Regions from separate parts of the Homo sapiens genome. Here all the other regions are linked to region 2. Evidence: chromatin contacts called from ENCODE Hi-C or POLR2A ChIA-PET data. All regions are on one chromosome and are shown on one strand. Each heading gives the region's core, a stretch centred on a gene start or an enhancer-like site at or near the end of the contact. The rest is flanking DNA. Distances are from core to core; before and after follow the strand shown.

Region 1 (4,207 bases), core at 1,045-3,544, 150 kb before region 2:
ATGGATGTTGTTATTGTCATTATCACTTAAACTGATTTGTTGCGTTGCTGACTGAAAACACTGCGGTGTTCAGTGTCTTCAGGAGGCTGAGGAAGTCGGCTCTGCAGACTGAATCTTGTGACCACCACTGAACACTAGACATCCTGTTAGCGACCCGCAGTGAAGCACACCCCCAAAGGAAGTGGGGAAGAGAAACGTGTGTGCCAGGCACACAGATGGGCAGGGCAGCAGGGCAGGACAGGGAGACAGGGTCCTGTGCGGAGCCAGATGGAGCCCCGGAACACTCACCTGAGTAGTAAAACTGGATCTGGAAGGCAAAGAGGAAATCTGAAAAAGACATCAAGCAGTCCATGGCATCGTCCATGAGCACAATCCTGAAGGGGAAAGAGAGAATCTGAGAGAGAGAATGGGGGAGAGGTTTAAGGAGGGGAGGGAGAGAGGGAGAGGGAGGAAGGGAAAAGTGCGGGGGAGAGGGAGAGAGAGAGCTGTTCCTGGGCCGCCAGTCTCCCCTGGGGCAGCAGGACATTTAGGAGAGGGCTCCCAAAAGCAAGCTCCTCCCAGTCACCTCACTGCTCCATCAATTGGACTCTGCCACCAAACTGAACTGACCACACTGTACCCAGAGCGGGCTCCCGGTTCAGTCTCAGTGGCACCAGCTAGCGGATGGAGCATGGGCAGGGGGTGGCGAGGAGAGGGTGCAACTGTAATGCAGCCAAGGTTTCTTTTCATATACTTAAGCAGTAAATCCTTTCATTCTGCCGTGAGGACCATTTAGTTCAGAATAAATACAGCTGATCAGAAAAGGCAAAAAGAACAGCTAAGGGGTTTAAAGGGTCTTGGCAAGTGGTACTGAGATTTAATAAGCTACCAAAGGGCCAGAACAGCGACAGACACCGCCACCCTGGGGCACAGATGGCAGACAAGGGGAGAGGGCAAAGAGCTATTGGGGAATCTGCACTTGTGAGGGTCAAAACCCACACTCATCTTGTGCTGCCGCCCTGCTCCTCCTTGCATCCATGTTCACAGGTTGCCCACCCAACGGTTTTCCTGTCTCTAGTCCCTCCCACTGAGGACCCACCTCACAGGAAGAAAACCGTCTGACTCATAAAGGGATCCGACCAAGGCTATGTTCATCCTCTGCTCAGCACCTCATCTGAGCCAGGACAAGAAGAGAAGGAAACGAGCGTTTGCTGGGCTCCATCACATGCCAGGCAGGCGCCAAGCTATCAGATGGGGTGGGGCGGGCCCCCAATCTGTTTCTGATCAGGTCCTTCTGGCTTTATCTTTCTTTTTTTCTTTTTTCAGTTGTTTTTGGCCAGGCGCGGTGGCTCATGCCTGTAATCCCAGCACTTTGGGAGGCCGAGATGGGTGAATCATTTGAGGTCAGGAGTTCGAGACCAGCCTGGCCAACATGGTGAAACCCCACTTCTACTAAAAATAGAAAAATTAGCTGGGCATGGTGGGCACCTGTAGTCCCAGCTACTCAGGAGGCTGAAGCAGGAGAAGCGCTTGAACCTGGGAGGCGGAGGTTGCAGTGAGCGGAGATCACACCACTGCACTCCAGCCCGTGAGACAGAGAGAGACCCTGTCAAAAAAAAAACAAAAAAAGTTTTCTTTTGCTCTCTCATATTTTTCTAAATCTCTCTCCACTTCCCTGAGTCAGAGGTTTCCCAGACTGGCAACTGGATCAGCCCCAGAGAAAGCCAGGATTGCTCACTGCTGGGGAAAGGGCTTCACAGAGACTACGATATTGTGGTGCCACTCCCTTTGCTGCGATCTTCCTGAAGAGAGACAGTGGTTCCTGCCTAGTCTTTATTGTAATACAGATAACAATAGAAGCAGGTGCCATTTCCTGAGTGCCCTACTGCGTGGCAGGCTATTGAGGTATTTAACTGCATTCGTTAAATTTTATCCCACAACAATCCTACAGGTGGGTCTTATTATTTCCATTCTACACGTGAAGAGTCTGAGGCTCAGAGGTCAGCCTGCCAAAGTCACACACACAGCTGGGGAGCTTGCTGGACTCCACAGGCCACACATCTTCCATGAGAGCACACTGCCTCTTTGAAAATAAAGCTGCAGAGCAAAAACACTAACATTTTACCTCCTAGTTTCTGTGGCTGATTTATTTTCTTTCTTGTTACTGATATGTTAGGCATCTCCTGGGGAGAACGACAGCTGCCTCCACCACCAGAGTTCAACACTAGAATTCCAGCTGGAAGAAATTCAAGGCTGGAGGGCGGGAAGAAGCAGTGCCGCTGAGGGCCACAAGAGGGTGCCCTGGTCCCTCTGTCAGTAGTTCACAGGACTAAGTGCAGTGCCAAAGGCCAAGTGGTTACCCCATCTCATAACCCAAGGAAAACCCAGGCAGCAGAACAGCTCCCTCCCCACCCAGATGGCAGAATCTGTTTTGACATCTGGATTGAGGGAGCAGGGAGACAGCAGAGAGCGGGCAGCTAGAGAGGACTGGGGTTAGCAAAGACCTCCAAACTGCAGAGGAAGAGTGAGCTCCCCCGGGAGCGCTCAGGGAGCAAGGGCCACCAGCACCTCAAAGCTTTTCCTTGGCAGGCTCAGCAGGGCAGGCAAAGGCTCTGGACATGAGAAGCCACTGACTTTCCTTTACTGCCCTGTTCTCAGGACAGCTGGAGCCCCAATAGTCTAAAGTGAATTACGACAGAACAGCACTGGGCTGTGAATATCCCCAAGCAGGAAACCACCAGGGAGCCCAAGGCTTTCCCCGTGTTCCATGGCTTCTGTTGATCATCAGTTGGAACACAGCACTCCCATAGCAGCAACTTCCACTTGCTATTTATTTACATTGTGATATAATGACACACCATAAAAGTCACCCTTTAAAAGCGTACAATTCAGTTTTTTAGTATATTCACAAAGTAGCGCCACCATCACCACTGTCTAATTACAGAAGTTACCTCCATTTGCAATTCTCACCAATAGGCCCATTCCAGAGCCTGCCTCGGAGCAGAAGCTTGAGCTCGTACTTCCCAAAGGGCTACCCCTGCCTCGCAGCCTCGCGGAAGCCTTAATGCTGAGTGCCACTAGCATCTTCCTCTTTCAGCCACAGATGGGACTAGAAGCTATAAACAGGGCACACCCTTCCAGCCTCAGAAGTGGTCTGCAGCTTTCTGCTAGGGGCCATCTTGACCTCAAACATCAGCAGTCCCTTTGGAGATGGGCCGTTGCAGAAGAGGGGGCGCACACCGTGGGAGGGTAGGAGTGTCCGTCAGAGCAGGGCAGCCCTGCAGGTGCCCTTAATACGGGTAACAATAGAGGCATTTTTTTTTTTTTTGAGTCTTGCTCTGTTGCCCAGGCTGGAGTGCAGTGGTGCAGATCGGCTCACTGCAACCTCCGCCTCCTAGGTTCAGGTGATTCTCCTGCCTCAGCCTCCCTAGCAGCTGGGATTACAGGTGCCTGTCACCATGCCCGGCTAATTTTTGTATTTTTAGTAGAGACAGGGTTTCACCATGTTGGCCAGGCTGGTCTCGAACTCTTGACCTCAAGTGATCCGCCTATAGAGGCAGGTATCTTTCCTGAGTACCCTACCTCATGGCAGGCTATTAAGGCATTTGACTACATTAATTAAATTTTATTCTACAACAGTCCTACGGGTGGGTCTTATTGTTATTTCCATTCTACAGGTGAAGAGTCTGAGTCTCAGAGACTGGGGAGCTGAAACATATGCCGAGCAGGAGGGAGTAGGGGGCGAGTGAAGCGGGTGCAGACAGAGGCGAGGGCTTTCTTTCTGGGGGACATGTGGCTGGATCCCAGCAGCACATGTATAAAGGACTGAGGGTTTTTTTTCAACTGCAAGAAGTAAGACTGGCTACCTTTTAAAAAGCCAAATGGATCCGAGCTTGTGTTAACAGCAACACCGGCTATGACTCTCCTCAACCAGAAACGCTGGGCATACTAGACATCCTGGAAACTTCCCCCCGCCACCCTCTGCTCCAAGCCAATCAACCAGTCACCAAGTCCTATCAATGCTATTGCTGAAATTTCTCTTGAATCCATCTACTTCTTTCCACGTCCACAGCCACCATCCTACCCCCAGCCTTCACCTCTCTTTTCTTGATGATGGCATGACCTCCTACCCAGTTTCCCTGCAACTACTCCTCTTGCTTTTTTTTTTTTGAGATGGAGTCTCACTCTGTCACCAGGCTGAAGTGCAGTGGCTCACTGCAACCTCCGC
Region 2 (4,555 bases), core at 1,377-3,876:
AATACTTGAACTAAAAAAATACAATAATTAGAATTAAGAACTCAGTAGATGGGTTTAATAGTAAATTACACAGAAATGAAGAGAGAATTAATGACCTGGAAAATAGATCAGAAGAAAATATCCAGAATAAAGCATAAACTACAAAATGATGGGCTGGGCATGGTGGCTCATGACTGTAATTCCAGCACTTTGGGAGGCCGAGGCAGGCAGATCATTTGAGGTCAGGAGTTTGAGACCAGCCTGCCCAACATGGTGAAACCCCATCTCTACTAAAAACACAAATTAGCCAGCCACGGTGGTGGGCGCCTGTAATCCCAGCTACTCAGGAGGCTGAGGCAGAAGAATCACTTGAACCAGGAAGGCAGAGTGGGTTGAACCTGGGAGGCAAACCTGGGTTGCAGTGAGCCAAGATAGTGCTACTGCACTCCAGCCTGGGTGACAGAGTGAGACTCTGTCTCAAAAAAAAAAAAAAAAAAAAAACCACACAAAATGATAGAAAATGCAAAAAAGAGCATAAGAGACAGAGAATACTATGAAAAGGTCTAATGTTTGTGTAATTAGAATCCCAATAGGAGTAAAGAGAGGGTAGAGGCCAGTCGTGTTGGCTCATGTCTGTAATCCCAGCACTTTGGGAGGGCGAGGCAGGAGGATCACTTGAGCCCAGGAGTTTGAGACCAGTCTGGGCAAGATGGCAAGACCCTATCTCTAAAAAAAAAAAAAAAAAAATTAGCTGAGTGTGGTGGCGTGCAACTGTGGTCCCAGCCACTTGGGAGGCTGAGTGAGGCAAGAGGATTGCCTGAGCCCAGGAGGTAGAGGCTGCAGTGAGCCATGACTGCACCACTGCACTCCAACCTGGGTGACAGACAGAGATCCTGCCTCAAAAAAAAAAAAGAGACAGAGACAGAGAGAGAGTAGAACAGAAGTAAATTTGAAGAGCTAATTATTGAGAGTTTTCCAGGACTGATAAATGATATCAAGCTATAGGTTCAAGAAGCACTAAGAACACCGAATAGTTTAAATATAAAGAAAAGCAAAACTAGACACATTACACTAAAACTATCAAAAACCAAAGACCAAGTAGAAATATCCAAAAACCATCCAGAGATTTAAAAAAAGATTATTTTCAAAGAAGCAAGAATAAAACTGAGAGCAACTTCTCAACAAAGTCAGTAGAAACCAAAAGATAATGGAATGGTAAAACAGCTGCCAACCTAGAATTTATCTCAGGAAAAAAACTGCCCTTCAAAAATGAGGTGAAAATGTAAATAAGACGTATAGATTAGTTAATAGTTTTGAATTAATGTTAAGTTCTTGATTTTGGCAGTTATATTATGGATACAGGAAATGTTAACATTAGTAGAAGCTGTATGAAATGGATGTGGGAACTCCATATATAGATTTTTTTAAACTTTATGTAAGTCCAAAATTATTCACACACATTCTAAAAAGGTAAAATGAAAACAATTTCAGAATGGAAGCTCCATAAGAGTTGAAATTTCTGGTCTGTTTTTTTCACTGCTATATCCCTAGTATCTAGAACGCTAAGACGTAGGCACTCAATAAATATATATTGAATGAATGAGTGAACAACAGTAGTAGCAGTAGCTACTAATTAATTCAACACTTATTGTATCTTAAGTGAAATGCCAAGCACTTTACTTTCATTAACTCATTTAATCATTCCAACAATTATGTAACATGGAATTTTATATTTTATATATGAGTCTCCCTATTTTATAGATGAGGTAAGCAATCTGCCCAAGATCTCATACCAGAAAGTGGCAGGCCCTCTAACATAGACCTATCTGATTCCAAAGTCCATGTTCTTAACCACTATGTTATGGTGCTTTCATGTTGCAAAATATGTCTCCTTTCTGTTTTGTTTATCCAAACTCTACCTTCCTTTCCAAAATTAAGACAAACTCCTCTATAAGACTCAACTAATTTTACTTAACTAATAGCCATTATTTTTCCTTACTCTCAATTCTCAGTGTACTGGGCCATATAACTTAATGCCATTATATAAGGTCTTGTATTGCTCTGTAATTGTTCGTTATTCAATGAGTTTTACCTCTTTAACCAGATTACATCTTACAGGGAAGTGACCATATCTTATATTCCTATTAATATAGAGCACATTTGAAGCTCTATAACAATACTTAATATTTTTGTAAAGGGATGAAGAAAAACATTTCCATGCAAGAAACAGTGTTTTTGAATGCTTTAGTGATCAGGCTTACATGGTCTAAGATTCTAAACATAAAATTTGACTCAGAAAAACAAAAAAACCACTATCTTAAAAAGTTTTTACATCAATTTTCTGTAGTATCTCTTTTTCCTTATGACATTTTAGGGGATGTTCAGGGTAATTTGGACATAGCAGTACAAGTTCTCCTGGTTAAACCTTCTTGAGAGGGTATATAGATTGCATAGAAGGTAAAGTATGAGAGTGTGCAGATGAACAATTATCCCCACACATGTAAGCTGCAGTTTGTCTGGTGTAAATATACTCTCCCTGCCTGGAACTGCCTGTGTAATGTTCTCTCTTTGGGCTCTGTGGTTTCTCAATACATTCCAACTGTTCAGAGGCTGGAGCTTGGCTCTGCAAGCATAGATAAACAGCTTCCTGGAGCAGGCTGCCAGCATGAGGAGCAATGACCTCAGCAGAGAAAGTCTGCTTTTCATTACCCTGAGCCCATCACTGTACTGCTAGAGCTAAGAGTGGGAACAACACAAGTTGGATAGAGTTGACTGACTCAAGTCTCCCACTACACCTTGAGTTTTAAAATTCTGTATCTAGAGGAAAGGGGGTAAAGACAGGAAGTGAGAAAATGGCATATGCAAAGAAAACAAAGATAGAAAAGCTTTCTTAGGCTATTCTGTGAATGAACTAAATGATGAGTGAAGTGGTTAAGAGTCATGCAGGCAATCATTGAATGTTTTAGTCTCCAAAAACGTACACAAAATACAGGGCAAGAAAGAAGTGTTATAGAAAGTAAGAGAGGCCAGGTACAGTGGCGCACACCTGTAATTCTAGCATTTTGGGAGGCTGAGGCAGGAGCATAACATGAGCCCAGGAGTTCAAGACCAGTTTGAGCAATAAAATGAGACCCGTCTCTATAAAAAAGAAAAAAAAAAGTTAGCTGGGTATGGTGGCACGCACCTGTGGTCATGGCTACATGGGAAGCTGAGGCAGGAGGATTGCTTGAGCCCAGGTTAAGGCTGCAATGAGCCATGTTTGTGCTACAACTCCAGCCTGGGTGACAGAGTGAGACACTATCTCAAAAAAAAAAAACAAAAACAAAAAAACAAAAACAAAAACAAACCAGTAACAACAACAACAACAAAAAACAAAAGAGAGACTAAAAAGTCCTCAAGATCTTCAACTCTGATGCCATTTAAAGAGAGAGAAAAGGAAGACTATCCAGATCCACAGAGATACAAAAATCCCAGAAAAGTGGAGCTTAAGGAGAACAACACACAATGAAGATGAATTATATATAGCCAGACATCTTGCATGTGTAATTTCATGTGATTTGCATAACAACCCTAGAAGATAGGTATTATCATCCCTAGCAATAATCTAGACCTAGAAAATTACAATACAATGACATCAACAAAGACATTTGTTGTTGATATTATTTAATGACAAAGGGATGATTTCAAGTCTGCTTCTACGGCCACCCAGGAAACAATGCTTTTCCCAAACATCTCTCATTGTAGTATTATCTATTGTTGCAGCCCCAGAACTCAGCAATACTAGAACTGTGACCTAGAAGAAATGTACACATTTGTGCCACTTTCTGATAAGACAGTTTCTGCAGTGCTGGTAGCATTGCATCTGATAGTTGAAGAAGGGAATCACAATTATGTCCTCAGACAAGAAATTGGTTAGATATGACCCCTCCTGAAGGATCCTGAGAGACAATTTGTTTTTTGGAGAAGTCACTGACTATAATGATGCACCTGCAAGGGGGCCGGGAGCTGAGAGACAGACAAACATCTTAGCAAATTCTAAAAGCAGAGTGAAGCTTCATTTGACTTTCATTTCACTTTTCTCAGGGAAGAAGAACCTTTGTGTTACTGCCAAAATCCTAACTGTCCTTCCTTCCTCTCTGTCCCCTCCACCCCCACGCCAGCTCATTAAAGATCTTCTGGTTAAAGGTGCCAAATTGTGTCATTCTTTCCTACTCCAGTGCCAAGCCTGTGCCAATGGCACCACAGATTGATCTGCTAGAGTTCTGAGCAAATTATGGAAGAAATTAAAAGCACTGAAAATTTTAAATTGTTCTGTTGCTGGTGAAGTAAAGCTTTTTAAACTTCTTATTCTTCTTGTAGAGACAGGGGTCTCATTGTGTTGCCCAGGATGGCCTCAAACTCCTGGCCTCAAGTGATTTTCCCACCTTGGCTTCCCAAAGTGCTGGGATTATAGGTGTGAGCCTATAATCTGGCCTAGTTTCTTAACTTTTGATGACTGACTTTACATTGCTAATGGCATAACACTTGTTAATTAAGACTCGTGTGAGTGTACTTGATTGCCAGACAAGTATTCAGG
Region 3 (3,988 bases), core at 535-3,034, 170 kb before region 2:
AATTGCCTCTTTGCTCACAGTCGGGCATGGCGAGGTAGAGCTAGAATCTTTAGTACCTCACCTGACTCTCCCAGGTGCCTCTGGGGGTAGGGAGGCCTTTGCCCTGATCCTGGGTGAGATCTCCAGCCCCGTGTTCCTTGCACTCTGAGCTGCTCCCTTTGCCTCCCCTCTCCAGCACGGGGCAGGATGAGGAGTGGTCAGATGAAGAGAGTCCCCGGAAGGCTGCCACCGGGGTTCGGGTGAGGGCACTCTATGACTACGCTGGCCAGGAAGCTGATGAGCTGAGCTTCCGAGCAGGTACCCTGGGACCCCTTTCCTAGCTTCAGCCTCTGCCTTATCTGCCTGAGCAGGGGTGTCAGAAAGGGAAGCCAAATACCCACTTCTTAAGGGCCAGTCCTCTGTCCCTTCAGCTGTTCCAGGTCCAGATAGCTGGTGCCTGGTGGCTGCATTCAGGGTCTGGGGTGGGGCAGCTTGCTGACCTTGACCTGCCTCTGCCTGAGCCATGTCTTTGCTAGCTGGGCTCTGGGACCACACCATCCCCCTCAGTCCTTGACCCAGTTGCAGGAACAGGGCCTGGGCCAGGGCCACTGGCAGTGACCAATCCCCTTTCCCCCAGGGGAGGAGCTGCTGAAGATGAGTGAGGAGGACGAGCAGGGCTGGTGCCAAGGCCAGTTGCAGAGTGGCCGCATTGGCCTGTACCCTGCCAACTACGTGGAGTGTGTGGGCGCCTGAGTGTCCTGACAGCCCTTCTGCAACGTTTACCCACCCTGGTTCAGAGCCCAGCTTCTCCTGGAGAGCCGGACCCTCAGGGCCCTGAACCGTCGCTCTCTGGCTGCTCCTCTGTCCCTTGAGGGAGGAAGTCCTGGGACCCAGGGAGGGGAGGGGCCTTTGTCTAGGGAAGGGACTGGTAGGGAAGGGACGAGTCTAGGCTGAGGGCAAGATGGGAGGTCAGAGGTGACAGAAGCGTTCAGGGGTGCCTGGGCCTCCCCAGGAGCTGTGGACTCAGTTCCTGACCTCTGCTTTGGGGTTCCTGGGGTGGGCTTGGGGTGAGTGTAGTTCTGGCCTAGCAGCACCCTCTTGTGGCTTGTTCTAGCGTGTATTAAAACTTGACACACACCCACACACAAAAACAAAAACACCACTGTCGGGCTCATGTGCATTTTTTTGATAGGACACCCTTGCCAGGCCACCAGAGGGCATCTAGAGAGAGGCCTAGCGTCTGTTATGGGGCCGGGGTTGGAAAAGGGTTTGCCTGCTTGGTACCTGCTCTGGAACTTCGAGATACTAATCTGGAGTGGAGGGGACTCGCTGTCAGGCTTGCTGTTAACCGAGAACGGCTGAAGGCTGGGCGAGACGCGGGCCAATGCGTCTGCCCGTTCGGGCCGGAGGGACGAGGAGTGTTTGGGCAGCCTAATCCTTATTCATCGATCTGTAATTAGCTGGAGTGGGGGTCCCCGCCCCCAGCCTCCCGCAGCCTGCGCGGCGTGGGGGCGACTCCACCTGGGGGTTGCGGCGTGGGAGGGGCGGGGGGAAGGGTACTACGCGCGCGAGGAGGTTTGGGCCGGTCCGCGCGCCGTCGCCCCGCCCCGGCTGCGGATTGGCCCGGCGCGGCGTTGATTCTTGCGGCCGCGGTTGTCGTCGCCGCCCCCGTCCCGCCGGCTGCCCATTGGTCCAGATCGGACTCCAATCACCCCACCCCTCGGCTGGCCCAGGCACCGCTGAGGCCGGCCTGGTGAGCCCGCCCTCCCCGCCGTGGATTGGCCCGCGGCGGGACCCGTCAGCCGCGGTTGTGTCTGGGAAGGAGAGAAAATGGCGGCGGAGCCGAACAAGACCGAAATCCAGACTCTTTTTAAGAGGCTTCGCGCAGTTCCAACCAACAAGGTGCGTGAGCAGGGGGCGCGCGGAGTCTCTCGTCCCGCTGGGGCCTGAGGGAGGGAGAAGGGCGGAGGTGGGTTATGTTTCTGGGGTGTCGGTGCCTGGCCTTTACTCGGGGCCCCTGACGATTCGCTCATCGCCGCCTCCACCCAGGCCTGTTTCGACTGCGGCGCCAAGAATCCGAGTTGGGCCAGCATCACGTACGGTGTTTTCTTGTGCATTGACTGTTCCGGGGTGCACCGCTCCCTGGGCGTCCATCTGAGCTTCATCAGGTAGGCTCTCCGCGCGGTTGCCGTGTTTCCACCCGGCCGGCCAGGGGTGTCTGGGCAACAAGGGAGAGTGGCTGCCTCGACTTGGGCCGCTCTGAATTCGGTGGGAAGCCTCTGGGCCGAGAGGGTCCGGTAGCCTCCTGCCAGAGGGAACCACCTGTGTGGGCCCTTTGGCACATGGGCGGTCCGTCTCCGCCTCTGGGCCAAAACTTCCTCTTTTTTGACGGTCAGGCTTGAGACTCTGAGCGTTAGTTGAGGGGAAAGGGAGGCATTGACCTTGTTGTTGCTGATATGTTGTTAGACCAGTATGTCTCTAGTGAGACTGTGACCATCCATTAGGGGAAAGCCAAATCCAGGCGTGCGTGCCTGAGAATGTGACCTCCTTTCGGATCTGGGGACATAATTAGTACTCTTTGGAGTAAATGAACGAAGAGGAGAGTTTTCATGGACAGGGTAGTGTGGAGGAAATGGGGTGATGGCTGATTAATGTTTCCTGGGTGCCTACAGCAGCCTGAGGCCAAGTGACAGGTATCCGGGTTGCCAGGGAAATCCTGCTGGTATCTGCTAGTGGGTGAGACGCAGCCCTTGTACACAGGTCCACAGAGTTGGATTCCAACTGGAACTGGTTCCAGCTGAGGTGTATGCAGGTCGGCGGGAATGCCAATGCGGTAAAGCTCCTTCTACTTCCCTCACCTTCCATTCTTCTGCCTGGTTACTAACTTTGCACGACTCCCTAAGAGGCCCTGTCGTTTTCCCTGTTCAGAGGGTTCTCTGTTCTATAACACCACCATAAGCTATTTTCTGAAAACTTCGAAACTGGTCACAGCTTCTCTTAAATGGGTTTCAGATTCCAATTAAACTGGGCAGGTGTTCTTGGGGAAAAGCCACAGGAGTTGGGAGCCTTCACAGTCATTGGGTCTTGTGGGCCTGCCCTGGATGAAGGATGGGGAGGCTGGGTATGGGATGTTGTGCTCAGGCAGCGTTCAGTGGGGCCTGGACTTCAGTCATATCAGAGGATGGCCCGCTGCAAGGTGTTTTTTGCAGGAATTTCGAGAAACTTTATCTCTGAAAAACCGGTGTCAGTAGCGTGTATCATCCTGTATAGATAATAACTTCGCTGTCATAAGGAGATGTCTCCTACAGCCAACACGTTTCCTTCTTGAGAATCACCCGTAGCACGCGCTGCTCTCTTCTTTGCTCTCCAGACGGCTTTTTTTCGCCAACATGGATGCACAGCCAATGATGCCAACACCAAATATAATAGCCGAGCTGCCCAGATGTACCGGGAGAAGATCCGGCAGCTGGGGAGTGCGGCCCTGGCTAGGCATGGCACTGATGTAAGTGCCTGTTCTTGGGGCTGGGGCAGGAGGGTTAGGAGTATTCAGAGCCCTGTGTTTTAGGGGTGTCTTCTCCTTTCTAGCTTTGGATAGACAACATGAGTAGTGCCGTTCCTAATCACTCCCCAGAGAAGAAGGACTCTGATTTCTTCACAGAACACACTCAAGTGAGTGCCCACAAGGAACCGTTTTCCCAGTTGTTCTTGACAGGCAATTTACCAAGGCCCAGGCCTTCTGTGATCATGGTTGTAGATTCCATTTGCTTTGATGTGATGTCTTGGACACCACGTATGAAGTCCACTGTTCCTGCTGGGTAGGCCTAGGTGTTTCCTCCTCCATAAATGGAGGTGCAGTGTAGCCCTCCTTAGAAATCGACTCCTATAAATTGGGCTGGCGGGGAAGAGAGGCAGCTTCTTGAAGTTTCAAGAGGTGTCCGGTGCCCCAAACAAATTTTCCTGGATTCTTCCCCTATAAGAAAGGCACTGTGGGCCGGGCGCAGTGGCTCAC

The links. A loop is a pair of places that touch in the nucleus more often than their neighbours do. ChIA-PET counts read pairs that join two places held with the same protein, here RNA polymerase II (POLR2A). Pooled maps may share reads with other maps.
Region 1: a map of OCI-LY7 shows a loop between it and region 2 (5-fold over the local background). The contact joins two enhancer-like sites. A Hi-C loop is called at or near these places in 11 of 168 maps with a recorded cell type or tissue (HepG2, IMR-90, OCI-LY7 and 8 more) and 13 of 50 pooled maps. POLR2A ChIA-PET finds 5 or more read pairs at or near these places in 6 of 52 experiments (A673, BJ, GM10248 and 3 more).
Region 3: a pooled map shows a loop between it and region 2 (2.5-fold over the local background). The contact joins the promoter of ARFGAP2 here to the enhancer-like site in region 2. A Hi-C loop is called at or near these places in 2 of 50 pooled maps. POLR2A ChIA-PET finds 5 or more read pairs at or near these places in 3 of 52 experiments (A673, H1 and endothelial cell of umbilical vein).

The regions. Positions count from the first base shown.
Region 1 is chr11:47,151,343-47,155,549 of GRCh38, reverse strand. It overlaps CSTPP1 (centriolar satellite-associated tubulin polyglutamylase complex regulator 1), which reads right to left. Exons shown (of 9, transcript NM_024113.5): 5 at 289-374. It overlaps LOC124902672 (a long non-coding RNA gene), which reads left to right. Exons shown (of 2, transcript XR_007062668.1): 2 at 1,027-2,103. Among named protein-coding and RNA genes, the nearest start is that of ARFGAP2, 23 kb to the left of the region's middle. RefSeq lists an enhancer at 2,141-2,220. Within about 2 kb of position 2,294, at least 5 of the 41 ENCODE cell types and tissues checked have a DNase peak (open chromatin) inside an H3K27ac peak, as active enhancers do; they include OCI-LY7 and dorsolateral prefrontal cortex, where a contact is called at or near this core.
Region 2 is chr11:47,002,927-47,007,481 of GRCh38, reverse strand. All of the region lies in intron 2 of CSTPP1 (centriolar satellite-associated tubulin polyglutamylase complex regulator 1), which reads right to left. It overlaps LOC124902670 (a long non-coding RNA gene), which reads right to left. Exons shown (of 2, transcript XR_007062665.1): 1 at 1-4,555. Among named protein-coding and RNA genes, the nearest start is that of CSTPP1, 68 kb to the right of the region's middle. RefSeq lists a silencer at 2,603-2,682. Within about 2 kb of position 2,626, at least 14 of the 41 ENCODE cell types and tissues checked have a DNase peak (open chromatin) inside an H3K27ac peak, as active enhancers do; they include A673, OCI-LY7 and dorsolateral prefrontal cortex, where a contact is called at or near this core.
Region 3 is chr11:47,174,675-47,178,662 of GRCh38, reverse strand. It overlaps ARFGAP2 (ARF GTPase activating protein 2), which reads left to right and starts at 1,784. Exons shown (of 16, transcript NM_032389.6): 1 at 1,784-1,881; 2 at 2,029-2,147; 3 at 2,740-2,812; 4 at 3,350-3,481; 5 at 3,565-3,648. The coding sequence starts at 1,810. It overlaps PACSIN3 (protein kinase C and casein kinase substrate in neurons 3), which reads left to right. Exons shown (of 11, transcript NM_016223.5): 10 at 176-297; 11 at 617-1,141. The coding sequence ends at 732. RefSeq lists enhancers at 657-706, 787-836, 684-1,265, 1,807-2,036 and a silencer at 1,327-1,756.